Regions from separate parts of the Mus musculus genome. Here region 1 is linked to region 2. Evidence: chromatin loops called from intact Hi-C (ENCODE). Cell type or tissue: gastrocnemius. All regions are shown on one strand. Links, peaks and the distances in the headings refer to the core of each region. The heading gives the core; the rest is flanking DNA.

Region 1 (15,797 bases), core at 5,574-10,573, 160 kb before region 2:
CATACTGGATTCTCTAGAACTAGAGTTACAAATAACTGTGAGTCATCATATGGTTGCTGGGAACTGAACCTAGTCCTTTGAAAGAGCAACAAGTATTCCTTGGCATTGAGCCATCTCTCTAGCCCTGCAAACTACCCGTTTTCTTAAGATCTATGCACCAGTATCTGAGCATTGGCTACTACAACAAAACCAAGATATAGTCTATAAGGCTCTGGGAAGAAGGACAACCAAATCCCGGTGAGACTATGCTGATGTATGGTCATGGTCAATGGGGTATGTCTGGAGCCTGTTCCTGTATGTGGTCTGATCCCTTAGGGTCTACTTGTTATGCTGAATGCTGTTCACCTCATACTCCACCCCTGCAGATGTGTTACGCTGCTTACCTGGACAATGCCGATGGAAGATGCATCGATGGTGGTGGTCTCGGGGAGGTGGTCCAGATCGTCAATCCGAACAGCGAGGACCTGTGAGGGGCAGAAAGCAGTGGGTAGGATTGTTGTGCCCACCTAATGGCTGCCCTGAAGATGCAGCAGGAGTCCAAACTCACTGTGCACGGTCCACTGCTGTAGAAGACTGGCTGCTAACTGACAAACTCACCTCTGCTTCTGACTCCTAGGCTGAGGACTGACTGAAACTATTTCTAGAATGCTCTCTAGGGCATCATCCCTCAACCCTGTCCTCTGACCCCCATCTCAAGCCTCAGCAGTGTTATCTGGCCTGGTACGGGACACCTGATACCTGTCTGTTATTAGGTGGTTCCTGTCCTCAGATAAAGGCTACTTCCTCTTTCTGTGGCCTCCATGACTTGTGCTGTCAGTGAGGTATCAGTGCACCCACTGTCACCACGGGGAGCTGAGTGAGCTAAGATAGAGCAATAAGCCTGTCCTACAAGGAACCGCCAAAAGGAGGTTTGTATGGTCAAACGCTATACCCTTCACCCTTCAGCATAATACACACAGCTTTGTCACATGCGTATCAGCTTTGTGACAAAGGAAGGGTCTAGTCCTACCTTTCCTTTATTAGCCCTACTCAAGAGGGTGTTTAGCATGTGACACTCACACCATGACCTGACCTATGAGCCCACACAGCCTCCCACCAACCCCACTGTCCTATCCATGGTGAGCAATACTTATCATTGCTTATCTCATAACTGGAGACTGATTAAGTCATGCAAGGCAACAGACACAGCACGGGGAAGAAAATGAATGCCCGGGAAGGCATTTGAAAGATGAGCTGCCAAAGAAACCAGGTGTAGAGAAACTGCAAGACTGAGAGGAAGACTACACATATGACTTTACCCCAACAGCCCTTAACTCTGTTGCTCAGTGGAAGAAAGGAAAAGTGAAACTTCATTTATCTGGTTGTGTTGTGAGAAGAAAGTGGTTGGGCTGGGGCCAAGTTGACTGAGTATTTGCCTAGCATGTATGAAGCCCTGGGCTCAAGGCTCAGCACCACATAAAACTGGGTGCTGAGGTGCATGCCTGCAACCTCAGCACTCAGGGAATTGGAAGTAGGAGGGTCAGAAGTTCAAAGTCATCCTAAGATACATAGTGAGTTCTATGCCAGTCTGGGCTACACAAGATCTTGTCTCAGGAAGAAAAAAAAAGATACAATTCAGAGATATTAAGAATAGGGCTCTACCTTAAACTCACATTGTATCAGGACAAAGGTGTCTCAAGTGCCCACAGTAGGGCCAGGCCATGCTACGGAGATCTGGGAATGGGTCCCCACCAGGCTAACCTCGGGGTGCTTGCGTCGCATATGTCTGCTCATGGAGGCCCGGGTTGACACTTTGGTGCCACATAGTTGGCAACTCTGTGCTTCCACCTTGTCATGAGTGAGCTGGACGTGTTTCTGAAGCATGTACTCTGTGACGTACTTCTTGTCACACACGGAACAAGTCCACTGCTTGCCTACTTCTCACACAAGTAAATGGGGTAGAAAAGAGAAATGCCAGTTAATAGAGAGCTACTAACGCTTCATTCATCTTCCATGCCAAGCATCTACCATAACCTCTTCTACTCTAGAGATAGCCATCACCTGGTCAGACCAGGGGATACCACTGGCCCAAGACTAGCAGGAACAATTACTCATGGTCCTTGAAGAATGGACACTGGAAAGGCATAGTGGGACATGACATGACCATGACGGTCCTATTCTGCAAGTGTTTATGAAACAGAGCAGGTGTTCTCATCTCTGTACACTTGCACAGCCTGGACCATCCTTGAGACTCAAGTTACCTGTGTGGATGAGCTTGTGTGTCTCCATTGTGTTCCTCTCACTGAATGTCTTCCCACACAATTCACACATGAAGTCTTTAATTCCTGCAGGAGAAATCATATTTGAGATCATAAGCTTAGTGACTTTTCAGTGTAAGTGTACACAGAACATCTCAGTCTCTTTATGCTTCAGGATTTTTAGTACCTCAGGGTAATGGTAAATTAATCAAAAGAATCAGTATTTATTCCAAAATGTTCCCAGAAAACTGTGACCTCAAATTTAGGCCTTTATTCATATTTTTTAAAATGATGAGATTTGTGAAGGCCTAAGAACACAGATGTAGAGAGGAGAACCCAAGGATGAAGACAGCAACAGTTTCTGTAAGGAGGATAATTCACCTACTTAGCCTCAAAAAGCCTCATGTAGCTTCTAAGACATGATGTAAGAGACTAAATGTCAACAGAAAACCAGGACCCAAGGCAAGAGTGGGAATGTCTCTATGAGAGACAGCAGAGCTTCTGTGGATACATGAAGAACCTGGGATCTCTCACCATTGACCGGCACACACACAGGATGAGCATAATCAAGCAGAATCATCCCAGGTCGCAAGGACGGTTCAATCTATGCAGATTGACAAATGTGACATGGTACATCAACATGATGAAGGGCCAAAACCTCACATGATCATCTCAAGTCGATGCAGAAAAGTACGTGATAAAATCAAATGTCCTTTCAAAATAAAGCATTAACAAAGCAGGTGCAGAAGGATCATACCTCAGCGTGAGGCTACGCATGGCAAATCCACAGCCAGCATTGTACCAAAGGCAGGCACTGAAGCAGGCTCTACTACAGCCTGAAAGAAGATGAGGTATTGGTGCCCATGCTTGTTCCTCAAGATAGCACCTCAAGTTTTAGCACAGCGATTATGCAAGAGAGAAACAAAAAACAAAAATGCAGGGAGAGTAGAAGTCAAATTATCCCTATTTGTACACAGCAGGTCTCCATGTGAGAAAGCCTGAAGACTCTCCTAAGATCTTATGAACTGATAATGAGGAGAATTACCTAACACAAAAAACCCAACACACAAAAATGTACATTGAAAGAACTGAAGGCTTAGGATGTGGCTCAGTGAGAATAGTGTCCATCTGGCATGCACAAAGCTCTGAGTCTGACCCTGTGCACCGCATAAACCAGGTGTGGCAGTGTACATCTGTAATCTCAGACAGCAGAGATGGGGAAATCAATAGTTACAGATCATCTTTAGTTACAGAAGGAGTTCAAGGCCAACCTCTTGAAATAAAAATTATACATCAACAATATCTGCTGGGGAAAAAATCATGAAAACATACATCATCTGCATGTATAAAAATGTTGTGAACTCTGTCATTTTGTACAGTAAATACACACTAAATTAAAAAAGAAAATCCTGAGATAAAGTAGGGAAGTTCAGGCTGGACACTTAGCAAATGCTTTTAAAGAGAAGAGCTACCAGGCTCAGGACAGGGATTCTGTCTGTGTTCCAGTTTCCACACAACAGAGCATGACAGAAGGCATGTGATCTCTCATAGGCACACACACAAACCACACACTATGTCCACACTGGGGAAAGGAGACAATAGAGATGCTGGGACTTGTGGAAGAGCAAACCCCTCAAATTCACAAGATCCCTTCAGGTAGTAGTAAACTTAATGTAGCCAAGAGTCCAGCCCCTGACGCTGCCACCAGGCTTTCCAACAGAGAGAACATGTCCATCATGTGCCTCAGGAGCACTGGGGTGTTACAGTACTGGTGGCTGAAGCCTGGGGAGCAGGTTGTAAAGTCTGCGGCCACCACAGCTTCAGATTACAAAAGTCACTTTTAATTAAAAGGAAGTCTTTTCATTAAAGTATACTCTATTTGTTGATGTTTTGATTTTTGGAGACAGTGTTTCTCTCTGTAGCCCTGTATGTCCAGAAACACACCCTGTAGACCAGGCTGACCTCAAACTCAGAGATCTGCCTGCTTCCTGAGTGCTGGGATTAACAGTGTACAGCACCACCTCCTGCCTTAAAGTGTATTTTAAATTAAAAATCATGAAAGCATCCTGACCAATACAGATGTGGATGCTCACAGCCAACCATCGGACTGAGCACAGGGACCCCAATAGAGGAGTAGGGGAAGAACTGAAGGTGCCTTATCTGGCATCAGTGGGAGGGGAAGTCCTTGGTCCTGTGAAGACATGATGTCCCAGTGTAAAGGAATGCTAGGGCAATGAGGCAGGAGTGGGTAGGTGGGTGGCTGGGTGGGGGAGCACCCTCATAGAAGCAGGGTAAGGGGGGATGGGATGGGGTTTTGCAGAGGGGAAACCAGGAAAGGGGATAACATTTGAAATGTAAACAAAATATTCAATTAAAAAATCATGTAAGCAATTCCAGTCACACTAGCTAATAAGAAACAAATACCTAGAATATAATGAAATCAGTGAAATGTTCCTACAATGAAAATTATAAACATGATAAAAACCACTGCAGCACCAAAAACTGCAGAGATGTTTCACATCCATAGCCTGGGCGGTGGTGGTGCACACCTTTAATCCCAGCACTTGGGAGGTAGAGGCAGGTGGATTTCTGAGTTCGAGGCCAGCCTGGTCTACAAAGTGAGTTCCAGGACAGCCAGGGATAGAGAAACCCTGTCTCGAATAACCAAAAAAAAAAAAAAAAAAAAAAAAAAAGAATGAATACTGTTAAAATGTTGACTCAACACAGGGATTTACAGGTTCAGTGCAATACACCAATACACCCAAGACGACTTCCTTTTTTTTTTTTTTTTTTTTTTTTTTGGTTGTCCGACACGGGGTTTCTCTGTGCAGCCCTGGCTGTCCTTGAACTCAGAAATCCGCCTGCCTCTGCCTCCCAAGTGCTGGGATTAAAGGTGTGCGCCACCACTGCCCGGCCACCCAAGACTTCTTTACAGAATCAGAAACACAATCCTGAAGTTTGAATGAAAGCCTGGCAGAAGTTTGAATGAAAGCCTGGCAGAAATAACAGAAATGACCTGACACTAAAGAGTCCTAAGTACAAAACCATGACAGTACTAACATTAGAAACAAACACACACACCCACAAAATAGAGCCTAAGATAAAGCCATGCATGTACAGCCAACTTTCAAAAATGGTGACATGGAAAATGGATGTCTACATGCTGAAGCTTCAAGCTTGATTCTAACCTCTACAAAAAAAAAACAACTTAGAACGGATCAAAGATTAAATATAATACCTTGGTATAATACCTTAAATACAATACCAGCTCAGAGTGAGGAGACAATGGACAGAATGGGAGAAGACACCTGTCAGCCAGTCATCTATTAGTTAATATGAATAATGTATAACAAGCCAACATTTTAGAAACAAGCAATCCAAGCTAAAAATCAGAAATGATTATAATAGACACAAATATAAGAAAACTGCTCATTACCATCAGTCACCACGGAAATGAAAACCAACACTAACTTCAGGGGGAATGCTGACTTTGAAAGCACTAATGGAGCTCCTAACAGCCACCTTGAGAGAGCTGATATGTGGGCATCCTTGACTGACACCAGATAATTGAAAATAAAATTTTCACTATGAAAAAAAAAAAAAAAGAAAAAAGAAAGAAAAAGAAAACCAACACTCCAATGAGGAGCCAGCTCACCCTAGTTAGAATGACTATTATTAAAACTAAAAACATGCCAGGTAGGGGGTGGTAGCAATGGTGCACACCTTTAATCCTAGCACTCCGGAGGCAGAGGCAAACTAATCTTAATGAGTTTGAGGCCAGCTTGGTCTACAGAGTGAGTTCTAGGACAGCCAGGGCTACAGAGTGGGGTGGAAAACACTAAAGAGACATGGAAAAAAAACTCACACTGATGATGATGCCATAGGGTTTTGATCCTGTGCAGAAATGGAGAGCCCCAGTAAGTGGCTACGATTTCCAGGGGTCCATTGGCAAACTCATAAAAGATCTCTGGCGCAGACATTTGCAGTGGGGTTTTACTTGTATACACAGGGTTACAGTGCTCATGAAGTAAGGGAGCTCTGAGATGCACAGCCTCATCCCACATCAGCCAGGATAATAGCAAGCTTGGGGCTAGGAACAGAGAGAGAAAACCCTGAGGAACTCGCTCTAGGGCTATTTGGTTTTGGAGAGTTGGGACACCTGTGTGCCGTTTGTAGTGCTTGAGCATGTTGACCTTCTGTGCAAACTTGCGGTGACATTCCTTGCACTCATACTCCTTGATGCCTTTGTGCAGCTTCATATGGTGGCGCAGTGCATGCTTGGTCTTCATACCTGCAGGGGGCAGATCAGTATGAGTGCCACACTCCCCAGAACTTGCCTCAGGTCACCTGAAGCACCTGTCTGAACCCAGACACAGAATGAGCAGAATCTTTAGAAGGCCACCTTAGAAGGCCACTAGAGATTTACTGTGACATTAAAATGGCAGTGTGTCAACAACAGCACCTGAGATGATGTAGTGATGTGTACAGGATGTCTATCTCGATGACATAAATGGTAACTAAGATGAGGACTCTAGATCTACATTTTTTTTTTTTAAAGAAAAGCCATTCTTTAAAAAAATATTTTTAGCTGGGCAGTGGTAGTGTATGCCTTGATCCCAGCACTCGGAAGGCAAAAGCAGATGGATCTTTGTGAGTTTGAGCCCAGCCTGGTCTACAGAGTTCTAGAACAGCCAAGACTACACAGAGAAACCCTGTCTTGAGAATGTGTGTGTGTGTGAGAGAGAAAGAGAGAGAGTGTGTGTGTGTGAGAGAGAGAGAGAGACAAAGAGAAAGAGAGGAGGGAGGAAGAGAGAGAGAGAGAGAGAAAGAGAATGAATGAGTGTGTGTGAGAGGGCGCTAACATTCAAGATCAGAAGACAATTCTCCAGAGTCAGTTCTTGCTACCCTGCAGGGTGCAGGAATCACTTATTACACGTATGTGGAAGCACCTCTATTCACCAAGCCATCTTGCCAGATGGATACTTTTTTGGTTTTGGTTGTATTTTTCTTTTTTCTTTTTTTTTTTTTTTTCGAGACAGGGTTTCTCTGTGTGGCCCTGGCTGTCCTGGAACTCACTCTGTAGACCAGGCTGGCCTCGAACTAAGAAATCCGCCTGCCTCTGCCTCCCAAGTGCTGGGATTAAAGGCGCGTGCCACCACTGCCTGGCCAGATGCTAATCTTAGACATTGAAACCAACCAAAATCTCACTGACTACAGGCTGATGTTGAGGAAAGGGTGAAGCACCCTCACCAGTCACCACCTAGTTGGGTGAAAAGCAGTGGTCACTAGCAGCAGCAGTACACCCAGAGTGCTCAAACATCAGGGCAGGCAGAGTGCAGTCCTTAGACCCTCCAGTAGACAAGCCAGCAGTGGTGTCACACTGAGTGGGCGCAGTGTGCCCAAAGCCCCCTCTCAGCTCTAAACTCAGCTGGACAATTGCTCACCCCGTCCCATTTCGTTACCACTTACATCTTTACCTGTCTCTCAGTGTGGAGAGACTTCAGACAACCCAGCTGGGCCATAGGGCCTGTCAAACTAGAGCCAGCAGAGGGCGCAGGAGTCGCACCATGTCTTTCAGCTGCCAGTCCCTGGCTGGCTAAGTGCCAGGCCTTTCTGACTATGGAAGAGCAATTTTACCTTAATTCCCACCTCTGCCTAATCCTCATACTAAAAATGCCATATATCTCCCACCACCCAAGGACAAAAACCACAGGTGATGAGAGATTCAGCCAAACTGTTCTCAATCCCTCTCAGGCCCTGCCTCCATCACATCAGGCTCTGCTCAAAACAGTGGCACAGTATTGTCCTCTGCCACTGCTTGTCTGTCTTGCAAAGGACTGCAGTCTGTTGGTACAAACCTCACCCTCACAGTTCTAACACCTATTCATGGTCTTACTCACTCACTCATTTGTTCTCATACCTGCTATGGCTCTGACTATTTGTGTGCCTGGGACTAGAGACCAAGTGGTATGTTAGACAGAACTCCCTGGTTTCACAGGGCTTCTGTTCTAAGTGAGACTGGGGGATGGGAGAACCTACATAGTATGTGGCAAGAGAAGGGAAAGCTAGGCAGAACCGGGCAGAAAGGGGCTTGAGAAGAGAGGTTGTACTCAAGGTCATAGAGCAGGAGGCCAGCCTGGGCTACACAGACCCTGTCTTAGACAATAGAACGTCATCAATTTGGAACATCCAGCTTTTCCTGCAGGCGATACAGATGCCTTGTGGATGATTTTGTGGTAAGTGATGTGATTTTGAGAAAGATTTCTATATCTGGGACCCTGAACCTCCTTTGCCAAAAAGACTCTCATGACTCCTAGCAGCACCACCCCCTCAGCCGTATGCACAGACTATGTCTATGTTCAGGTCTAGAATTTTAGTGATCATAAGCAAGCTGGGTGCAAGGCTGAACTTGCTCTGGTGGCTTGGGGTGTCCTATGACTCCAGGGTACCCTGTGGCCCTGAGGGACCTTCTGGTGCTCTAGGTACACACCCACCTTTCCCACACTCGGCGCACAGGTACTCCCGGATGTTGTCATGCACACGCATGTGCTCTTTCAGCATGTCCTTCCTGGCAAAGGACTTCCCACACTGCTCACAGGCGTGGCTTTTCACACCTATAAACAAACACAGGAGTGTCTGAAAGCCTTAGCTCGCACAGAAAGAGGTCTCAGCAAGAAGCCTATGTGGGCTGCCTTTTCAGACATGGGAGTCTTTGGCATGCGAAGGCCCTGAGGACCTGGAGTGGACACAGGTGGATCTGAAGGATGTGCTGCAAGTGTCAGGGGAGGCCAGGATGAAAGCTGGAGAGATGGGGACACATCCGAGGTGTGGTTGTCTGTGTATGGAGCCAGGGAGAATGATGGGGGGAATCCTGCCGCTGGGGCAGACGAGCTAGCACCAATCATCACAACAGGAGCATCTTACCTGTGTGGATGAGTTTGTGGCGCTCCAAGTTCCCAATGCTGTTGAATATCCTCCCACAGATCTCACAGGGGTGAATGTACCTGAAAGGAGAGGCAAACCTCAGGAGCTACACAGCCCCAGGGGCTCATCACCCGAGGGGTTCACTCACTGTGAAGGCCTTATCTGCTATGAGGGTATGTATCCTCAGCTGTGAGGGGCCTGTGTGAAAGTTCCTTTATCGATGGAGGTGAGGCAAAAGGTGTTATGACCTCAGCTTCTATAATGGGCTGAATTGTCTCCCTCAAATTGTTGTTTAAGTCCTAGATAAGAATGTGGCTGCATGTGGAGACAGACATTTATAGAACAGATCAAAATGGAGTCACCATGGTGACCCTAATCCTTAAGAAGAGGAAACAAGAGACAGACGTGTACAGAAGGCTGGTGCAGAGGAAGGGCAGGTGTCCCAGATATCTGGCATAAGGTGACGCAATGATTGTGATCTGCTAAGCTGAGCACTGTGGCTTTGCAGAGTCCCCCTCTTGCACAGAGTCTTACTTCTGCACGTTGGGGTCAGGCAGGTTCTCCCGGTGGATGACCATGTGGGCATGGTAGGTGGCCTTGAGTGCGAAGCGTCGGTGGCAGATGCTGCAGCCGTGGCCCTTCTCCTTGTGCACCTCCATGATGTGCTTCAGGTATTCCTTCCCACGGCCGAAAGTGAGCTGTGAGAACACAGGGTGGAGGCTGCTGACTCTCTGGCATCCCTGGGCATCTTTACTACCTACACTCGTGTCAGCTAGATACCCGAAGAGGGTCAGCTACTCATGCCAGAGGGGGGCTTGTGGAGGGATATGCACAGAAGTTTGCTGTTTAACAGGAGAGGCTATGGAAACTCAGGTTATGGACTGCTTGGCAATCATTGTCCTCCCTTTAAGCACGCACCCTGCCTTGTGTAGCATAGATACATTTCAGGCTGGCTGGATCAAGAGAGGGATGGGTCAAGGCATCCTCAATCTGAGGCCAGTGAGGCTACTGAGGCCAGTTCCTAAGACACTGGCCCTACCCTAGTAAGCAGTCCTGCTTATGGGTGTGCCAAACCACAAGTGGGTTCGGATGGGTGTGAGGCCTATGGTTACCATCCCTAAGCCCAGATGATATGAAACAACCTTCTTCAGTGGAGGAAACGCACAAAACAGTGCTGTGAGTTCCCCACAGCTCCATGGTTACAAATTTCTCCCTGGAAGCCATGCTTGGGGCAGAGTGTTGAGTACCTGGCACCTCTTGCAGCTGTACTTGTGTGGCTCAGAGTCTGCGCTCTCATCAGAGTTGTCATCATTCTCCTCTGAGGAGATCCCAATTTTGCCAATGAACTCCTCCCGCTGGTGGTCATCCATTAGCGCGATGTCCTGCAGAGGAGTCACAAACCCGGCCTCTAACACAGTGAACTGATTCGCTGGTCATTACTTTCAGGGAATGAGTTGTTTGCTTAGCGAGCTACACCTATGTCCCTTGGGATGGTACTAGGCCTGACCATTCTGTGGCACAGGCATTCACCAGCCCTCAGAGTCACCAATCCAGCAAAACCATCCCACCTGTGCCCAGGCAAAGTCCTGGAGGACAGCACAGACTGCTGCAGCACTGCACGGGACTCGGCCTTTGACTCAGACAGGTTCTTCTCCCACCTGACCTCACACCCAGTTCTCCACATCCTGGGGCTCCTGCACTACTCATCTTTTCCCTAAAGGCGGGGATGCAGCAGACTGCCACCCTCCCTACACCCATTGTTCTGGGGTAAAGGCCCAGCTAAGAGTAATCTGTCAGGTCCCACACAGGAAGAATCTCTGTTCAGGCCCCACAGGTGGACAAACAGATGTGCTAGTATAAGACTGTATGAAGAGCTTGCCAGTGCCCATGTGTTAAAATTTCACCCGAGGAGACACTTGAGGAAGCAGGCCCTTTGGGGAATGACAGGGTCTGACACCCAGAAGTAGGATAACAGCCTTTAGCAGTCTCATCCCTCCACCATGTGAGGACGCAGCAAGAGAGCGATGGATGGACGAGGATGCCTTCAACAGACAGTGAACTTTCCAGTACCTTCATCTCGAACTTTCAGTCTGTTGCTGGTAAGTGCCTCATCTATGTACTAAGAGATACTGCCCCAGGGTGAGCCAGGTCCCCAAGTGCCACCTGTATGGGAACTGCACCTTGAAGTGGACATGGATGTGGTCCCTGAGTACGTCCACTCGGAAGAACTTGCGCCCACAGATCTCGCAGGTGTACTTCTTGTCACCGTGGGTCAGCAGGTGCTTGTTCATGTTGCTCCGACAGGAGAACACCTGGGGACAGGGAGACAGTACAGTGAGGGCTAGGTTACTGGACATACACATAAGCTGATCCCTATGGCCCACAGGACAAGCTACTTCCAGGCCTAGAATACGTGGCAAGTTCTAGACTTATGGTGATTTAAACATCTACTCACACCACAACAGACACGCTGTTTCCAGCCTCTGCTGCAATGGAGTACAACAGAGTGCTTATGCACTTAAACAGCTCATCGGCACAGAGTCTACTGAGGAGCCATGAAGATACACCTACAATTTTCTCAAAATAGATACAAAAGAAGACACTCAACTCAGTTTGAATACTGCTTCATGTTCCTATTTCCAGCCCAGACAATGGATGCAGATTTACTCATGCATCCACACTAGTGCTCTGGGAGCCACTTAACAGGCCAAAATAAACCCTGAGCTGGAGCTAGAAGGATGTGACCTAAAAAGCAGATATGCAACCATCACTAGGGACCCAGGATCTCCACAGACCACAGAGCATCCAATGGCAGGGCTTGCCTCAGATGAGGTACCCCAGAGCCTACTTATCTATTGCCATAGGCTCTACCTCCTTGTCCCTGCACCATCTGGCCCCCAAACCCAGAGTTTAAGAGGCCCCACATGGCTTTGCTACTCTGCTGATCCTAAGGCTTTGGCTTGTTCTGTGGGTTGAAAGAAACCAGAAAATACCACAAAAGCAGTTTCTCATTTCCTCTAGAAAGCATCATTGGATCTGGCAGTGCTGCTACACGCTCACAGTCAGGAGTAGCTAGTCACGAGGGGCTGGGATCCTAGTGTGGTGGTGCTCGGGTGCCAATGCTATGCCATGCCAGTAGCTACTGTGTGTAGCTGGGACAGGCTCAGCAGTAGCTCCTTCTCTAAGCAACAACTGAGGCTGCCTGAGTCACATGTACAAGAGCCTCTCAAGAACCTATATCCCTAGTGTGCACTTGCACAGAGGACCCTTTCTAGAACTTGTATCCTCCAATGTGCACTCTGTGCAGTAAGGGACATGACTTCTATTCCTCTAGAGACACAACCAGTACTTCCAGTTACCTGACTTGTCAAAGATGAGCCTAACAAACAAGCAATGGCATTTCTAGTTGAAGGTAGGTGCTCATGTATGAAGAATGGGACAATGTGTATGTGGCAGCCAGGACAGGGGCTGGGAGCTCAAGATACCGTAGACACGAGCCAAGGCCAGGGTAGATCCTGTGAGGCACCTACACAACAGCACAGGTTACCCAGGCGAGAATACCTAGCATTGACAACCCAACCTTGATTACCATGGGGTTCTCTATGAAAATACTTAGCCTACCTTAGAAAATACTAACTTAGAAAATACTATCTAGACACTGAGCAGGGGTGGCCAGCACAGACGGCATAAAGCTCCAGAGCATCTCCCTTCTTCAACGTAGATATGAAGACAAGGTCCAGTCACTCAGGAGGACAGCATGTCCCATAGAGCAGATAGGAAAAAAGATTCTCAGCAGATTCACTGGAAACCAATCCCAGGTGGCAGAGACCCAAGTGTTGAATGTGCAACCTGAGGGATACTTCAGTTAAAAACACATGGTGCATACTGAACACTGTTGCCCTGGTGGGTGCATCTAACCTTCTGACACTGAAACATGGCATTGTCTACAAAGTTAACACTTAAGAATTGCAAGTAGAACTGAACTCCAAAAACTAAACCTCATTGTGGTGGTTAGTCTTCTGTTTAATGTGGCACAAGCTAGCATTATCTAGGGAAAGGGAACATCAATTGAGAAAAATACCTTCATTAGTTTGGCCTATATATAGGCAAGTCTGTGGGGTTATTTTCTTGATAATTACTGATAAAAGGCTCCAGCTCACTGTGGGCAGTGCCACCCCTAGGTTAGTTGTCTTGGTACTGTAAGAAAGCAAGCTGAGCAAACCATGGAGAACCAGCCAGTAAGCAGCACTCCTTCACGACTTCCTGCCTCCAGTTCCTTATGGAGTTCCTGCCCTGACCCCCCTTCATGATGGACTGTAAGTAACTCTTTCCCCTTAAAGTTGCTTTGGTTACCGTTTACCACAGCGACAGAAACCTAACTAGGACATGTGTTCTGTCTTAAATGTTGCATGTTTGTGTTAAGCTGCATTCATGGCTATCTGGGGATGCAAGAGGACTGCATGCTGCAGGCTGAACGTGCCTATAAGCTTCCTGGACAATGCTTTCTCCTTGTAGCTCTGACCTTGAGCTTAAGAGAACAGGGACTTTGCATCCAAAATCAACAGTCCCTGCAGAACATTACCTTGCCACACACTGGGCATCCAGAAGGTTCCTTCTTGTAACGAACCAGGCTTTCCCCGCTGGCCTCCAAGTCTTCTCTCTTCACCCGCCGCACACCTGAAGTCCCAAACCAGACAGGAAATGTGAGGCCGCACAACACAGATCAGATCCCAGAACTGCCTGGGAACTATGCTGGAAACATTGTGGTACCAGATATGCAAGAGGCTAGTGGAGGGTTGCTTAAACCATGGGTTCAGGGCTACTTTGGGCAACATAGCAAGACTAACCTACCAACCAAACAAAACAACTAGCCAACTAAACAAACAATTTCCTGTGAAACAGGCAATCTCTAAGTAAAGGAGAGAAACCAGGTGTCTTTTCTGGGCATTTCTATATAATCTGACTAAACACAGAGCTGGTAACCTTGGCATCAGGGAACAGGCTGATTCCAGGATTCTAGGACTAGGAGGCACAGAAGAAAGTGGATCTGAGGTTAGGGGTATTCTCAGCTTCCAGAGCAGCAAGCTGCTGCCCACAGCAATAGTGTAGGTCACATGTGAGTAGTGTATCTAGTCCAGCTAGATTCATCACAGAAAGCAGTGGCTTCTGGCAGGGCCCACAGCATACTTTGTTCTGAGCATCTGCTCTGTGTTGGGCTTGAAGGAAACTCGTGGTAAGATCAGGTCTAGCCATGACATTGAGCTCAAGAGGGTCAAATATCACCTCCCCTGTACAAGCAAGAAAACTAAGGTATAGTGACTTCCATATGGTTCTTAGAAGGTTGGGTGAGGCCCAGAGTACACTCTTAAGGACCTCATAAGACCTTGCTATATAAACCGATAGGGAAACCAGTATGTGTGTGTGTGGGGTGGGGGGGAGGGTGCTGGGAGAGATGCATGGTGGAAGCCAAGTGCAGGAACTTACTAAGCATATGACCTCGTCTTGTTTTCACAAACTCATGTGCATGTATCTAACAGTTATGCTTCCTACATAGCCTGAATGTGCTCTGTAAATAGTGTTTTCAAACACTAACCAGTGAGTGTTATGCTAGTGACAAAGGGGTTGTGACTCTTAGCAGGAAAATAAAGAGAGCCTTCATCAGAATGCTGATTGTAGCCATTTCACTTCTTATTCTACGCTTGCTGCTGCCTCACATGTGTGCAGAGAGCTGACTCTGCTGGGTCTTTCTCTGACCTCACATAACCTACCACGTAGACTGACGGCCCCCACCAGCATACTCCAATTCTCTTTACACGGCTGAACTGGCCGTATGCAGGACACCATAATGACCTTTCTTACAGCTCATCACACTAAAGGCATTCTTCACAGTATTAAAAAGTTCTCTAAAGAAATACTTCAAATAACTGTCTAACGCTAACACAGAGTAGTCCAGCTGTGCCTATCTGTTCCCCACTGCTCCTTCTCCCTGCTCACTGCACTGTTAATACTGTCTATCCTAGGAACCCTACGACTGGGAGGAGGGTCACTGGGTCAGAAGGCAGGATCTCAAGCCCCAAGCTCACCATCCAAGTGTCGCCTCTGGTGGTCCAGCATAACATCCTTGCGGTAGAACATCTTACTGCAGACCTCACAGGCAAACTTCTTGTCCCCATGTTTCTTCTTGTGCTTAGAGAGGTTGCTGTTGGTGGAGAAGAATCTGAAACACATCTCACATTGGAACGTCTTGTCATCTGTCCAGAGAACAAACACACAAGGTGTGGTAAATTACCCCTGACCAGGATCCCGCATGTGGGTCTCAACAGGGTGAACGGCACAATCAAGGCAGGAAACCAGCGGGGCACTGTGGCTCAGAGCTCATCTGCTGTGTGTGCTCAGCTAGACATACAAATATATACCGGCGTGTCAACTCTCCTCACCTGAAAGGCTGCCTCAACAGCTCTCTAGGTTCCTCTCCCTCTATCTGTATGCACTATAAGCTTCCTCAGACCCAGAGGTGGTCTGTGTCCTCAGCATGCTCTACCTACTTCTCCAGCATAGTTGCACAGGTTAGCCTGCCTCCTCTCTGCCTGATTATCTCTTACAGCACCCCTACAGCAACACCCACAACTTCTCTAT
Region 2 (15,797 bases), core at 4,265-9,264:
CAGGTTTTCCTTCACTTGCCTGTCTTCCTTTAACAGTGACATGCAGCTCTTTTACAGTTGTAACAAGGGCTTGGATGAGATCCTTTTTTTATTCTAGCCATTTCTATTTCTCACTCACTCCCAGTTCACTATAGGAACCATACATCTGTGTAAAGACACAGCTCATCTTTTACAAGGGTCAGCAGAAAAGCACTGAACTAAGACTATCTCAAGGCTGATTCAGCCATGCATTAGCCGTCTGTAGCACTGAGAATTTCTGAAGATGTTGACATAGGGGAAACAGCAGACCAGAAGTAATGATTGGGCAGATATTTGTCAAGTAGTTCTTGTTTTTAAACTCAATTTAATGATGTGAAAACAGCAATAAAAAAAAAAAACAGATAAAGCACAAAAAGAGAAAATGTGAGAAAGTACTAAATGTGGCAAGGGCTTGGGAAACCTGTTTCAGTTACAGACAGACATATCCCTATGTGGAAGCATGCATTCAGTTGAGTTGTAAAAGCAGTTTTCTGGGAGGTAAGAGTCACATGTGTTTTTGGCTAGTCAGTCACTCTGAGCCCTAGTCTTTTCCCTGCACAGCAAACAGAGGCAGTGACAACTTCCACACAACACTGCTGAGGGGCAAATGGGATGATTATCCCATCACTCACTCAGCTCCTACAAACAGTATCTACCTACCGTCCATTAATCTGGTCATGGAAGTACATTTGGGAAGACTCAAGAAAGCAGGGCATGAGCCTGGGGATTTTGAAGAAAAGACAACACAGCAGAGGTAAATACTAGTGTGATATAAAACTGGAGCCGAGAGGGGGGAGTCATGGACAAGACCATCTCAGGAGTCAGACTATAAGGCTGGGTAGCTGTGAGGGGGTTTTACTCTGTAGGAAATAGGTAGCCACTGGAGGGACCATAAGCAAAAAACCTGAGTTATGTCTTAATTATAACAGTTCTGGCTTCTTTGCAGATGACAAAGCAAAGGGCATAGGAGGAGTCTACTGTCATGATAGCAGTAGCATGGGGTTGTCATTGAGGCAGAGCCACTGAGTTTTCTAATGAAGTAACTACAGAACAATGGGAAGAGTCAACAAAGATCTGACAGGACAGGGAAAAGGATGGCCTTTGAGATGGATCTGACAGAGAAATGAGACTGCTTCCCTAACTCTCCTTTTCTAAGGGACTCAGTTCTGACACTCTACAGCGAGTGACAATTCATCAATCTTCCTTTGTGCACATCTTTTTATTTCCTTTTTTGAGCTTCCTGGAATCTCTGCCCAAACATCTACATCTAGACCATTGTATCAGGCTCTACTTTTGAGAGAAAAACCAAGACACCAAGACGACCCAAAAATACAGATGTAAGCTATGATCCACCTAGAATGTACTAAAACTCTACTAACCACAGCCTAGTTCCTGAAGTTTAGTCTTGCACAGGAATAGCACACAACAATCTGTTGACAATATACATTATGTAGATACAGAGAAATGTCTATGGATATCATAGGAGATGCAGTACAAGTGACAGCCACTAGCACCAGGTGAAAGGCAGACGAGGGAACAAAGCTTGGGGAAGAGTCAGGCAGGAAAGGTGAGAGGAGCTGCAAGGAGTATGCGCAGCACCACAAACGAGAGCAAGAGTCATCCTGGGAACTGTCATCACCCTAAGGGCTTAGGTAATCAAAATGAAGACACTGCAGATTATAAGCAGAAGAGTGACACCCATTTCTACAGTCTCTACAGAGACTGGAGAGAAGGCCAAGTGGCATGGATTCACCTCTACTTACGGGTTGCTTTTACACTTTAAGTCAATTATGAGGACTTGAAAGCAATGGCTCTAGTCCTGGTCTACCTAAAAACAAGGACTATTTGAATTCTTGCATTTTGATTACAGTAAGTGTAACTGCTTATTGAGTTTAGCAACTAAAGTATAGACACTGCTTGAGAGATCAAACAAAGAGAAAAGCAGAGCTGCGGAGTGTTGTCTGGCAATTCAGCACACTGTGGCTGTGGAAGTGCAGATGAATCCTCCAGACCTGACTTCTCAGACCTGACCCTTTGACATCTCAGCTGCTTAGCCCTCACAACAGCAGTTGTGCTGCTGGGTGTACTTTCTCAGTGAGTGTTAAAGAGTAGCAGACTCTGTCCTGTATGAATTCACTATCACTCAACAGCAGCAACAAATCTCATGTACATACCATGAAGCTATCACTGTCCCTGGCTTGCTCATCTCCACCTGACTCATTATGTAGAAATCCCATCAATCAATCATGGCAGAAAAGCCTGGAAAGAGCAGCCGAGACAAACTCCCCTAAAAAAAGATTCTGAAACAGGCTGACTTCCTTATTACTTGGATCTTCCTATAAATACCTTCCCAAACTCTCCAAGATGGTTTTACTTAATGTTTTCTGAAGATTTAAAAGGGGGAGAATGGAGAAAATTGTGATGGTGAAAGCTCATGGCAGACAGCTATCCATGGGGAAGTCTTCAGTCTACTGCCACCTATCAGGAATATAATCTTAACAGGACTGCTCATCCTTTCTGAACAGTAGTGTCCTTGCCTGATCAGTGCTAGCCCTACCTATACCATGTGTAAATCACATGAGACATAAACAAGGCAACTTGTGAAAAGCCCAGTCTACAGAGCAAATCCCACCTGGCAAGCACACATCTTTCTTCTCTCTTCCTCTCCCGAGTGTTTGTGAGCCCGCTGTACACTGTGCATCATAAGAGGTGCTGATGGTGGGAGGTGAGCTCGTTGGCTGGCTTCCTGTTCTCCTGCACCTCACATTCCTGTGACTGGGCAGACAACAATGTGATAAAGAAGGCATAGAGTGTGGAAGAACACCAGAAGGCTATCAATGTGGTCAGGAGGTGGTAGGGTGGAAGAGTGAGTGACTGGTGGGAATAAGGAAAGGCTTGGGATTTACTTCATATTGATGTTAAAGCCAAAGACTCATAACTTCCAGAAATTTTATATGGCCCAGGCTTAAAATCTTTTGAAGTTTGCCCTGGCCTCAAGTCAACTCCCTATAAGGACCCTAAAGCTCCTCACAGCTGGACTCAATAAAATTACTTCATGCCATCACACTAATGCCTATGACATACTAGATGCTGAGGTGAGACAGCTGTATCTTAACATAAATTAATTCAACCCAAGCATTTCCATCCTTATGCTACTTGGAATAAGGACTTTGAAGTTTAAGGAAGGTGGGCAATTTTGGAATAGAGTATTCTGGAGACAGATTCATAAGAAAGGGAAGCACACAGTCAGAAACTCAACAGGATACTATAAAGGGAAGGTGAGGAAGTGCAAGGATTCAAATCGATCTCCCCTATTTCAATTTAAAAGACTGGTGCCATAGCAAAAGATCTTTACAAAAGAGCTAGGCTCTGGGACTAGTCCAAAAATGCACACTAATAGCTCTGTGGGAAATGTCCCTTTACTAACCTAAGGCTAAGCTCTGGGAATACTGCCCCTCTGCAATGTTGAAGAATACTTACATAAGCCTAACATAACCCAGGAACTAGAGGGATGCATGTGAACATCAACATCCAACATTTAAACACACACACACATACACACACATACATACACACACACACACCCCTCATCCCCAAGCTCTCACTCTCTACATGATTTTACTACATGGTGACAGGAGGCTGGCTGAGCTTCAGTGTTATCATCACTCACCTGGTAACACTGCAGACATCCTGAAATTATCTAAAGTGCCTCTGGTTTCAAAGCCAGACAGGCTTAGGGGAATACTTCATGGTGTCAGGTTACTGTACTGCATTTCAACACATTTCAGCCTCCCTCTCTCTAGTTCAAATTTGGTTCAAGGGTAGATTATCAGCCTCAGTCAGGAGGATGGCTCCACTGTAACATAGTTTAGGCTCTTAGCTATGCTGCAAACAAGCAGCTTCTGTTGGTCTGTTCTGGCCACTCAGCAGCCATTGCTTCTTCTGCAGAAACCCTCTGCATTGGTCTGGAAGAATATTCTTGCCTAGCAAGTGCAACCTGATGGTTGTAGGAATACACCCAAGACCAGGCCAACTAGAAACTTTCTCCCTAGATTATGGTTCCTGCGAAGACAAAGGCAACAGTTGAGTGGAGCCGAATGACTGATCTCAGTGTGGTCTGAGAGCTCATGCTCTAGTGCCTGACTTGTACATTCCTGTAAGTGGTTTGGTTTTGTCATTCCTGGCCCAGGGTTTTTTTTGTTTTGTTTTGTTTTGTTTTTTTCTTGATGTTTAAGCTTTTCCTCGAGCCTCAAGAGATCATGTATTTTTCATTTTATTTTTTAAAATAAATCCCCTTTTTAACCAGTCAGTTTCTGTTCTGCCTTATTTCTGCATGCTTCTTGCTCTTGTCCTAATCTTTCATGTTTGTCTTTCATATGCTAGATTCCTCAAGAAAGGCTTCCATTAGTGCCCCAGCATACACTATCTTCCATGAATGCAGCTTGCTCACTGGCCCTCTACAAGTGCAAGGCATGGTTAAATATATCTGAGGGGTGTTAATTACATTTTTTTTTTTTTTGAGACAGGGTTTTACTGTGTAGCCCTGGCTGTCCTGGAACTCACTCTGTAGACCAGGCTGATAATTACATTTTTTACACAGGGATATTCAGAACAGAAAAAGCCCTGTTGTCTAGAGATAAGGAAACCCCAAAATTCAGTTTCAATGTCTTAAATGTCTTCATGGAGACAGAGGTGTAAGAGCTGGTGTAGTTCCCAGCAGTGCAGAGGGAGCTTAGGAACCACCTTGATATAATACTGAATGAAGTTATAGTCCTGACTATCTTAGTTAAAACAGAACAGGCTAAATATAAAACCTATTAAAAAAAAAGCCTCTACAGACTCCTTTATTCAAACTACTCTTAAAATTCTTTAGTTACCTACTGTGGCTTTTTCCTGTTTCTGTTCCTGAGACACAACCTGCCCATCTGACCTCCTCCACTACTCAATCTGAACCGTCCAGATTTTGCCAAACCCCTTTTGCAGCGCAGATCAAGTTCTAATCCTTAAGGACTCCTTTAGGGCTAAACACTCCCAGTCAACATCCTAGTTTGTTTGTTGGAAGTCCTAACTTCTGTACCTTACAAAGGAATCATATTTGGAGCTGAGGTCTTTAAGACACAGCTAATTAAGTTAAAATGTGTCTTAATCCAAAAAAAAAAGAGTGATGTCTCTGAACAAAGACATTAGATCAGAGACAAACATGGAGGGAAGATCCTATGAGGACACACAAGGACGCTATCTGCAAGCCAAGGGAAGAAGTACAGTAGAGACCTGGCCTACCAACACCACTTTCATCTCCAATTTCCAGCTTCTATAACTGTGAAAAAATAAGTTTCTATTATTTAGGTCACTGAGTCTGTATACTAAATTAAAGCAGGCCAACTAAACAAACACAGTCCTAAACTTACTTAAGCTTAGAACAAGTAAGCAAAATACATCATGTAGCACATGTCTATAGTGCCAGTTCTTGACAGACTGAGGCAGGAGGATTATGAGTTCAAGGCCAACATGGGTTGGAGTCTCTTGTCAAAAAGGCAAAAAGCAAATGCCTACTGCCAACAGTAGGCACAACAGTTATCACACAGAGCAGGTACACCAATCAACACATTATGCTTATTCCCTGGCATATGCTAGTTGGCTGTGTGTCCCGCCAGGACTGCAAGCTCTTTAAAGTCCAATATATTACTTTTGGCACTCCTCATGATGCCCAAATTGAGATCTTACACAATACATATGTGATTATTTTTCACTCCCTACTCCAATTTAAATTAAGGAGTAGAAATGAAGCTTTTTGACTGCTTACTCTAAATAAAGCTGGCCACTTTACTGACCTGTTTTAGACTACAGGGGTTTTTCCCCTAAATTATTTCTCTAGAAAAACCCAAACTACAGACTAGCATACAAGACTTCTCTGACTGATATCAACTCACCTCTGTACCAAACCTGGATGGCTGTGGTAGTTTGAATAGGCCTGGCCCCAATAGATTCACATGAGTGAACTCATAGGGAGTTATATTATTAGGAGATATGGCCTTGTTAGAATAGGTGTGGCCTCCTTGGAGTGTGTCACTGTGGATGCAGTGAGGTCTCCTATGCTCTAGCGATGCCCAGTGTGGACACAGTACCCTTCTGCTGACTTCAGATTAAGATGTAGAATTCTCAGCTCCTCCTTCATTACCATGTATGCCTGAATGCTTCCATGCTTCCCACCATGATTATAATAGACTAAACCTCTGAAACAAAAAAACAGCCCCAATTAAATGTTTTCCTTTATAAAAGTTGCCTTGGTCATGGTATTTCTTTACAGCAATAAAATCCAAACTAAGACAGTGGCACTCCTTACCATCTAACCCACAAATCTGCACTTCCAGTTTCTGAAACCCTAACGTGTCTTTTATCTCTCCTTTACTTGGCCACTTTGTACAGAAGGATTCAGAGGGAACTATAAAGCTTTTGTAACTTGCCAACAGCAACACTTCACCGCTCTGCAATGACCCCGTGGTGATCTCAATGCATCAGGTTTATATGTGGCTCCCTCACAACACCCCACATGCTCTCCCAAAAAGCCCTTGTTTTCAGTTGTGAATTCCTAGCATAGGACTTAGCAGGTATCTACCACATAAAGAAAGCTCACTAGACTTGGGGATTGGACTTGTTGATCTTTATCTCTCCAGAGTCTGTAGAACCCAGCATGGGGGCGTTTTCTCAGCCTTTCCTGAGCTTTTGTGACTATATTAACAATTGGACTGACTCCATCTGTATCTCTGCTCAGACTTCTTCAGGCCCCACCCCCTTCCTTCTAAAGAGATCCATCTCAGTGAAGTCACTTGTCCTACATGGCACCTGTGATCCACACTTTCACACCTGTTTGTCTTCAATCATCACCTTCTTAGGTTGGATGATGCCAGCCATATCTCCTCTGGCAGAAAATTATTCTTTCCTTTGCCCTTTGGCCAATCTCTGATACTTGTAAATCCAGCCCTTTAAGCTCTAGTACTGGGACAACTAAAATGGCTTCTCAGTTATCTCCTTGTCTAGAGACCTCTACGCTACTTCTTTTGTTGCTGTTGTCATATCTAATATTCTCCACCACACAATACTGTCAGTTCCTCAAGGGAGAGTTTCTATTAACAATTTCTATTTCCTAAGAATGACACTCCCTATACTTTCAATAAATACTAAATGAAAACACTATGCTGTTAAGTGCATCGGCTGAATTAAAGAGTCATTTTTACGTAAGCCAAATTTCTACTTTAACGTCAATATTTAGGGGTAAGGTTAAGGGTAATGATTAATCACTAGAAGTGGAGGAAGGTTTTCAGTGGAAACACTAACATGGATTAACCTACTTTCAGCCTCTGAAACAAGGTGGGAGGACCATGAAACAAACCCAGGAACTTATGACTCAGGGTCATGCTGATGAACAATCACCAGACTATGCTGTAACACAGATAGATGTCCAAAGATGTAGAAGCGATTGGAGTTCATGCAACACACAAAAAAATGCCAAGCTTCAAAGGGCGGCTCAGTGTCCCCCAACACCACCCCTGTGTCGGGCAACCTTAGGGAGTACCTGTTTAAGGCTCTCTGTACACGTTCTGTAGTGTGCGGTTCTCCAGAACCCAGAGCCTCGGGGGCACATATGTGCATGGTTCTTTGATTACAAGGTGCAGTCTCTGCAGAGGAAGCACTCAAAGGTGCTCCAAATAACCAAGCCAGGGAGATGGGGGAGACCCCGGCCAAGATGTGAGCTGCAGGGAGGTCTTCCGTGCTATGTCCCCGAAAGAGGGTCTTTCTCCTAAGAAAAGCCTTGGGCCCGAGGGTGGGGGTGAGGGGTCCGATAGGGTGTGCATGGGCAAACGAGGTGGCCCCAGAGGTGCTGGCTGCCAGGCTGTCACGTTCCAGCCGCTGCAGGTGTGGGTGCCGCCGCCGCCGCCACCGCCCGCCAGTTTCCCAGCCCCGCGCGAGCGCGCGCCGCCCGCCCGCCCCAGAGAGCGCGCCCTAACCCGCAGCGGCGTCTCAACGGCTATGCTGTGGCCAGCACCCCAGACGCACACCGCGGCTACTCAGGCCGCCCGGGCCAGGGTGAGCAGCTCAGCGGCCTGGAGGCTGAGCATGCGTAGGAGCGAGGGCGAGGCCAAATGCGGGCAGAGAGCATGCGCAGTGCTTGGACACGCTCGACTACGTGGGAGTCTGGGCATGCTCGGTGAGGACCGCGGCCCCGCGCACGCGTAAAAGGGCCCGACGCCCGCAACCCACTGGTGGAGGAAAAAAAGAAGAGAAATCACCTCAGAGTTACGTCAGGAAAGGCCGCGTTTTGCGGAGAGGCCGTAGTCCCCGACCGGGCCCGACGTCCTCCTAGGGCGCGGAGCGTGACGGTTACTCACCGCTCTTCAGCCCTGGGGCAGGCGCCAAGCCCCTTTCCGCTCACACTCGGCTCGCGCAACCCGCAGCCTCCACTGCCGCTGTGATTCCATCCATCTTGAATTTGACGTCATCCCACACCAGGGATGAGGTCATCGCAAGCAGCGCTCGTCACGTGCGTGGCGCTGGGATTGGGTGCCGGGCGGCTGGGGGCGGGCCGAGGGCGGGCCTGCGGGAGCGCGGCCGCGTTGGGTCCGGCGCGTTGGTGCCTCTCCGGTGAGGCGCGGGCACGAGCAGCAGAGCGTAGGGACGCCCCCAGGGTACGCATGTGGTCGCGGAAAGCCCCTGAATGCGGAATGTGGAGCTATCGGGAAAATAGCTCATCTCCATTTCTTCCTCCTGGAGAAAGCGGCAGTGAACAAGTTGGGTTCCCAGGTTCCCCTTATTCGCTCTGTGGCTTTTTCAAACACATATCCAAACCTTACCCTTTTAAAATGGTGTTGAAGCTGGGAAGGGTGGTGCATGCAAGGAATCCCATCATCCAGGACACTGAGGCAGATTTCCCGTTAACTATTCTGAACTACAGAGTGAGGCCCTGGCTCATTTCAAAACAAAAGACAAAGAACGATTAACCTTTTTCCCTGCAACACCAGTTCTCTTTTAGCCTCTTTGCATGAAAATTACAATGCCATTTGTCAGATGACTGTACGCCAAAACCAGGCAGCTGGGTAACAAATGCCAAACTACAAATTCCAGCTGTGAAGAAAGGGTCTCTAGGCCACGGAAGTTTTCTAGAGCCTGGAACATAGCAGCAGACAGTCTCAACAAGTGAAATTTCTGTAACAGACTTTAAAAATGCCTAGATCCGCCGGGCAATGGTGGCGCACGCCTTTAATCCCAGCACTTGGGAGGAAGAGTCAGGCAGATTTCTGAGTTCGAGGGCCAGCCTGGTCTACAGAGTGAGTTCCAGGACTACAGAGAAACCCTGTCTCCAAAAACAAAAACAAAAACAAAACAAAAGCCTAGATCTTAAATTAGGTGTTCTATGTTTCAAGAAGTGTGTGGTTTTCAAGTATGCTTCTGAAGGTGGGTTTTAACTACGTGAATCAAGGTGAAACAGCATTATGAAGTGTGTGAGGGATATGTGGAGAAAGGAATCTTGCAATAGGTAGATCCATTGGGGGGGGGGACAGACTCCAAATGAATAACTCTGAGTATTTAGTTTTTTTTTTCATTTCAAGACTATGCCCTTTAGAATTTCACACTGAAAGTTCTCTTCTGCAATCATTCAAGGGTTTTTTTTTTTTTTGGTTTGTTTATTTGTTTGTTTGTTTTTAATGTATTTGTATTTGAACTGTATGGCAGTTAAGCAAGAAGTGGTCTTGTAAAGAGGGATTTGAGAGGACCACACACCATTGGGCCTCTTTTTTACATGCAGAAAATCAGTATGGAGCTGCAGAGCCTATGGCCCAGAGAGAAGCCAGATTCGTTTGTTTTGTTTTGTTTTGTTTTGTTTTGTTTTGTTTTGTTTAACCACATGGAGTGCAAAGCAACCTCCCTCCAACTGTTTGCCAGCTCAGTTGCTGTATCTGCAGTGCATGCTGCCTGTACTCTGGTGTCTCCATGTTCAAACAAGGTTGCCAGTTCTCTGAATCTGACCTAACTGCCAAATACAACAGAAACCTTTGGATCTTTCATACACCTCTGGCTTATGATATATTATTGGTTCCTTCTTCTAACTCAGTGACAGTGCTGTGCCACTTTGCCCTGGACTTCCTGCCCCTGGTTTGCACCTTCGTGGCTTCCTGTATTATTTCCTTTGCTACCTGCCCATCCACACACTTTTCATTTCTGAGGTCTGTGGTCTTACTTTGCGTTTCTGAGGTCTGTGGTCTTGCTGGTCCTGTTACTCTGTGCTACCTCATCTATGCCAGGGAAGATACTCTGGCAGTACAGTCACTTTAAGTGTGTGTGCCCACACCCATGTGCACACACAAAACTTTCTAACTGCTCTTCCAGCCTCCAGGTTTTACTCCACCCTGGCTTTGCAACCAGGGTGGAGACTTATCTTATTTTAAGATAAGTCTTAAAATGCTACCTTACTCCAGTGTGAACACTAGGTTCTCCATTGTTTTTAGGGGAGAATTGAACTTCATCCTGTGATGACTTAATAGCTTGACCCCCATCTGTGAAAGCAAACCTTGCTTGTTACCCTTCTCAACTCACCTCTGGGCTTCAGGTATGTTGATTCCTCACTGGAGCTACCCTGTATCTTCTACCTTGTCCTGTCATCTGTAATTGCTCTGGGATTCTGTTGCTTCTATGCTCTTCCTGTCACTTCAACTTTATTCTAGGGTTGATGCTACACCTCTGTGCTCATTAGTGCCTTTTGTGGGGTTTGTCTATTGCCACCTGTATGTGCCTTTGAATTTGTCCCCCATAGGCTTCATGCCTGGCTGTGTGTGGAAGACCAACTCTGACAGTGTGGTCATCGATCTAAGGAGGGGATGTGGGGTTGGTGATAATGTAAAGCAGGCGCACACTCACACCTACTTGGTGGATGAAGCAAGCTTCAATGAGCAAACTCTAACAATGTCACACATATACATACATACACACAACATACATACATACATACCAAACATATATTCCTACATTCATACACATTCACGCACATTTGGTAGATGGAGCAAAGCTTTAACAAGCAGGCTCCAACAACTTTATTTTTTCTTTTAGCCTTTTTATACCATCTAAGACAAAGTTATCTGTGTAAGAAAACAATTACCTCATAGCCACAAGTTATGTATTCTCCAAAACCAGTCACCACAAGGACATACTCTTCAAGAACAGATTAAAATCATCACGCAAAGGAAATTACAACAGAATTATTGATTGTGTATTCTTCTTTTGAATCTCATACCTAACTAAACATTTCCCATCTATAATTCATGGTAATCACAAAGCAATAATGCTTTTGTCATTGTTTAACAACGTTTAAGCAAGTTTTTTTCCCTATGCTTAGTTGACGATTTTATTTACCAAGAAACAGATCATCTACCTTACATTTTCTTTTTGAAATCTTGTTCAGCTAAACTGGCTAATCATCTATTCTCTGTTTTTATAGTCACAATAAAATTATTTGCTCTTTATTCATAGCTTTGCCTTTTCATGGTGCACCTGTGACCACATCCCTAGATCATGAAATCCAGGAACTCAAACTGTGCTGGTTTGAATAGGTTTGCCGCCCCCTCTTCCCCGCCCCAGACTCATGTGTTTGAATGCTTGGCCCACTAGCAGTATTAGGAGGTGTGGCCTTGTTGGAGTAGGTATGGCCTTGTTAGAAGTGTGTCACTATAGGGGTGGGCTTTGAGGTTTCCTTTGCTTAAGCTCTATCCTTTGTGGAAGAGATTCTCCTCCTGGCTGCCTGTAGAAGACAGACTCCTTCTGGCTGCCTTCAGATCAAGATATAGAACTTTCAGCTCCTCCTCCAGCACCATTTCTGCCTGCATAGTGCCATACTTCCAGCCATGATGATAATGGACTGTACCTGTGAAACTGTAAGCCAGCCCCAAATAAATGTTTTCCTTTATAAGAGTTGTCTTGATCATAGTGTCTCTTCACAGCGATAAAACCCCAAGACACAGACCTAACCTAGAATGAAATGTTTTCTTTGAGCATTAATTTGTCCCAAGCCTATTTTTCTCTTCCTAGTACAATTACATACATGCAATTGTTGAAAGCTTACTGTATGCCATTTTTAACCTATGCAGCCCTCACTATTCTACAAGATAGGGTCCACATTCTACTCTTACTTCTAACTGTATTAATATATTTAATTAATTCTAACTTTAGAAGTTAAAATAATTAATTCCAACAAACATTTCCTTAAAGTTTTAATCAAGTACCCTAACTTCCTAAGACTATTTAAATAAAATCAGGCATTCTGTAAAATCATTGACTCATCTAAACAATATGGAAAATCTCCCAGTAGAGTGGACCATCTCCAGGAAGTTCACCTCCCCACACAGATTCTGAATGGCATCCACTATTGCCCCCTTTTAATCCAATAAAAGTGTTTTTCCATACAATACAAACAATTATGAAAACTTTCAGGTAAGATTTGCATTCATAATGCCCAGTCCATTTGTATTTAGCAACTTTGGAGAACATAATTTACTATCTATTCTACTTGGTGAGTTCAAAGTTCTGTATCTAAGTCACTTTTTCTCATAACTTGTATTTATCAACCTATAAATATATTTTTAGACCTTAACTATGAGACTATATCTACTTAGTCTTTAACCCCATCAGTGACCTGAGAAGGATATTACCTAAGGAAGCAGGAAGTGTAGAGCAAGCAGCTTCTAAAACTATAGACATGACAGGTTGCTGGTTGTAGTCTTGTTAGGTACTAGCTTAGTTAATTATAAAAATAAACTATATTTAGCCTCCTGTAGACATTTTCAAAGTTAATCAAATAGTAAATAGCTAGAAACAAACAACATTTGACTATTCAAATATACTGAAATAGATAGGAATTATAGGGTATGATCTTTAAACACTTTAGAGATCTATAGAATACAGCATTTAAAGATGTTTTAATAATAAAAGGCTTGACAATGAGATATGTTTGCTCCTGGCAGCACCCTCATACTACTTCAAAGATGATGGGTATCAAAAAAAAAAAAAAACCCATATGGAGTTTGCTTCAAATGTGCAAAGATAGTCATTGGGCAAAAAACTGCCCTTGCCGTCGTCCTCTGCTGACAGCATGCCATCCAAGCTGTGGACAAGCAGGACACAAAGGAAGCCAACTGCCAAATTTTGCCAGGACAAAGTAAGCTAGTCTTTTGTAATTCCTGCATCACAAGAAAGTCTATCAGATATTCTGGGCCAGTAGGTCAAAAAGATGGACACCCCAATATTGCAGAGGATCTCCAACTCTGCCTTTATGTACATGTTTATGCACATATGATTTAACCACTTCATTATCATTTACCACCTGGGTGACTTCAAAAATAGATGAATGCCCCTTTCTCACTTAGTTACTGAGGCGAGCTAATAGCCATGAATGTCTCTGCACTTTGGAAATTGTTAGGAAGAGATGCCTGTTGAGCAGAAACCATGATGACATCATTTCTGGTTCTACAAAGTTTGCATGCTGAATCCATTTGACACACTGTTGTCTAGAAGTCTAGAATATCCTAATAATACTGGAAATCCCAAGATTTTTTTCCCTTATAAAAATCAGCTAGGGTTTTACAGTGAGATGCTACAAGCATGTGTCATGACTGCAGAAGGAACAAGACTTGGCCTCTTGGTAAAACCTGCTTTCCTGTCAATGCTCAATTCTTCCTTCACCACTAGTGGACAAGAGTGATCATCGTGATGATCCAGCTGCAGGAAATAAATACTCACATTAGTTTTGCCACTCCAATCTTATCCAATCTGACCACAGTTTGGGACAGGAGTTGTCAATCTCCCTGAAATATCACAGAAGCCAGGCTGTGGCAATATTATTGGAATTTTCATTGTCAGAGCTGGGCTCTGACTGCACTAACAGCTGACTTTGGCTGCATGTTCTCCAAATCCAATTAAAGAGGAAAGTGTAGAAAGGAAATTTATTCAGTGTCATTGTAGTAGAAGGAGGAAGAAAGAGGTGCAGTGAAAACACACACACACACACACACACACACACACCTTTAGAGTCTGAACAGGCTTAGGTATAAGTAGACAAAGGTATGCATAGCTGAGCAGTTATGATCAAGGTATGATCCTAACTCATTGACCCATCATTATTGTCTCAGCTCCTGCAAGATGGTCTGACAAGTTGTCAGAACTGTGTGAAATCTGTACCTCTTGTCTGTCCCAGGCTTCATGCTTTTCCATCTCAGCAGGAGACTCCTGAGGAAATTCCAGTTTCTTGGGGACAATAGTTTCAGTAGTCTGACAGCCTAAAAGTGGGACACACATCCCTTTAGGAGATCAGCATTATTTCCATATTGGTTAGAGCAGTGGATACCATCTATAATTCTCTAATTTGAACACCATTTACCTGGGACTAGCATTCAATTCCTGAGGTTAAGGATTGTAGCCCCTAAATTGCCTCCCACTGTCAATCAATTACAAGCCCCAAGTTCTGGTGACTGCTTATACATTGGGGTTCCACACCCAAGTCCTAAGGTGTGACTGGTGGAATGGGTCATAGAACCCAGGGGAACACTTATTTACAGAAAAGAAAATTATCAAGGAACTCTAGATAGTTTGGGTTTTAAATGAGTGAGTTTAAGAAGAGATGAGAGCCCAGCTTCCAGTTTTCTTTTGTAGGCACTTTTAGATTATAGTATAAAAGGGAGTCTCCGGACACCCGCAAGGACCCACACAGGATCCGCCACGGGATCCTAAGACCTCTGGTGAGTGGAACACAGCGCATGCTCCAATCCAATCTCACAGGACCTGAGACTGCATTAATTAAGGAAGCAGAGAACCCGGCCTGATCCGGGGCACAAGTCCCTTCTGGTCCACTGCAGCACCAGGGTCCCTGGCCCGGGCAGTCTCCAGACACCTGCAAGGACCCACACAGGACCCTCCACTGGATCTTAAAACCTATAGTGAGTGGAACACAACTTCTGCCAGGAGGCAGGTTCAAACACCAGATATCTGGGCACCTTCCCTGCAAGAGGAGAGCTTACCTGCAGAGAGTACTCTGACCACTGAAACTAAGGATAGAGCTAGTCTCCCAGGTCTGCTGATAGAGGCTAACCTAATCACCTGAGGAACAAGCTCTAACCAGAGACAACTATAACAACTAGCTCCAGAGAATACCAGATGGCGAAAAGCAAACGTAAGAATCCTACTAACAGAAATCAAGACCACTCACCATCATCAGAACGCAGCACTCCCACCCCACCTAGTCCTGGGCACCCCAACACAACCGAAAAGCTAGACCCAGATTTAAAAGCATATCTCATGATGATGGTAGAGGACATCAAGAAGGACTTTAATAACTCACTTAAAGAAATACAGGAGAACACTGCTAAAGAGTTACAAGTCCTTAAAGAAAAACAGGAAAAGACAACCAAACAGGTAGAAGTCCTTATAGAAAAACAGGAAAACACATCCAAACAGGTGATGGAAATGAACAAAACCATACTAGACCTAAAAAGGGAAGTAGACACAATAAAGAAAACCCAAAGCGAGGCAACACTGGAGATAGAAACCCTAGGAAAGAGATCTGGAACCATAGACGCGAGCATCAGCAACAGAATACAAGAGATGGAAGAGAGAATCTCAGGTGCAGAAGATTCCATAGAGAACATCAGCACAACAATCAAAGAAAATGGAAAACGCAAAAAGATCCTAACTCAAAACATCCAGGAAATCCAGGACACAATGAGAAGACCAAACCTATGGAT

Evidence for each region. A loop is a pair of places that touch in the nucleus more often than their neighbours do. Peaks named below come from ENCODE experiments on the same cell type or tissue, not always from the same donor. Only the 100,000 strongest peaks of a DNase experiment are listed, where the experiment ranks them.
Region 1: it touches region 2 in a loop (2.4-fold over the local background); 2 of 42 quality-filtered maps call a loop at or near these places.

What each region holds. Positions count from the first base shown.
Region 1 is chr16:97,797,314-97,813,110 of GRCm38, forward strand. Prdm15 (PR domain containing 15) reads right to left here. Exons shown (of 24, transcript NM_144789.2): 12 at 15,245-15,412; 13 at 13,744-13,838; 14 at 11,342-11,473; 15 at 10,409-10,543; 16 at 9,696-9,859; 17 at 9,162-9,241; 18 at 8,732-8,851; 19 at 6,397-6,528; 20 at 2,241-2,324; 21 at 1,741-1,916; 22 at 384-464. Among named protein-coding and RNA genes, the nearest start is that of Ripk4, 41 kb to the left of the region's middle. In gastrocnemius, for the core only: a CTCF peak has its summit at 7,775 (motif pointing right); a DNase peak (open chromatin) is centred at 7,809.
Region 2 is chr16:97,954,108-97,969,904 of GRCm38, forward strand. It overlaps Zbtb21 (zinc finger and BTB domain containing 21), which reads right to left and starts at 8,515. Exons shown (of 3, transcript NM_175428.4): 1 at 8,307-8,515; 2 at 2,651-2,793. The coding sequence starts at 2,722. In gastrocnemius, for the core only: no CTCF peak of the experiment used is centred there; DNase peaks (open chromatin) are centred at 6,719, 8,204, 8,557 and 9,130; H3K4me3 peaks cover 2,233 bases; H3K27ac peaks cover 2,821 bases.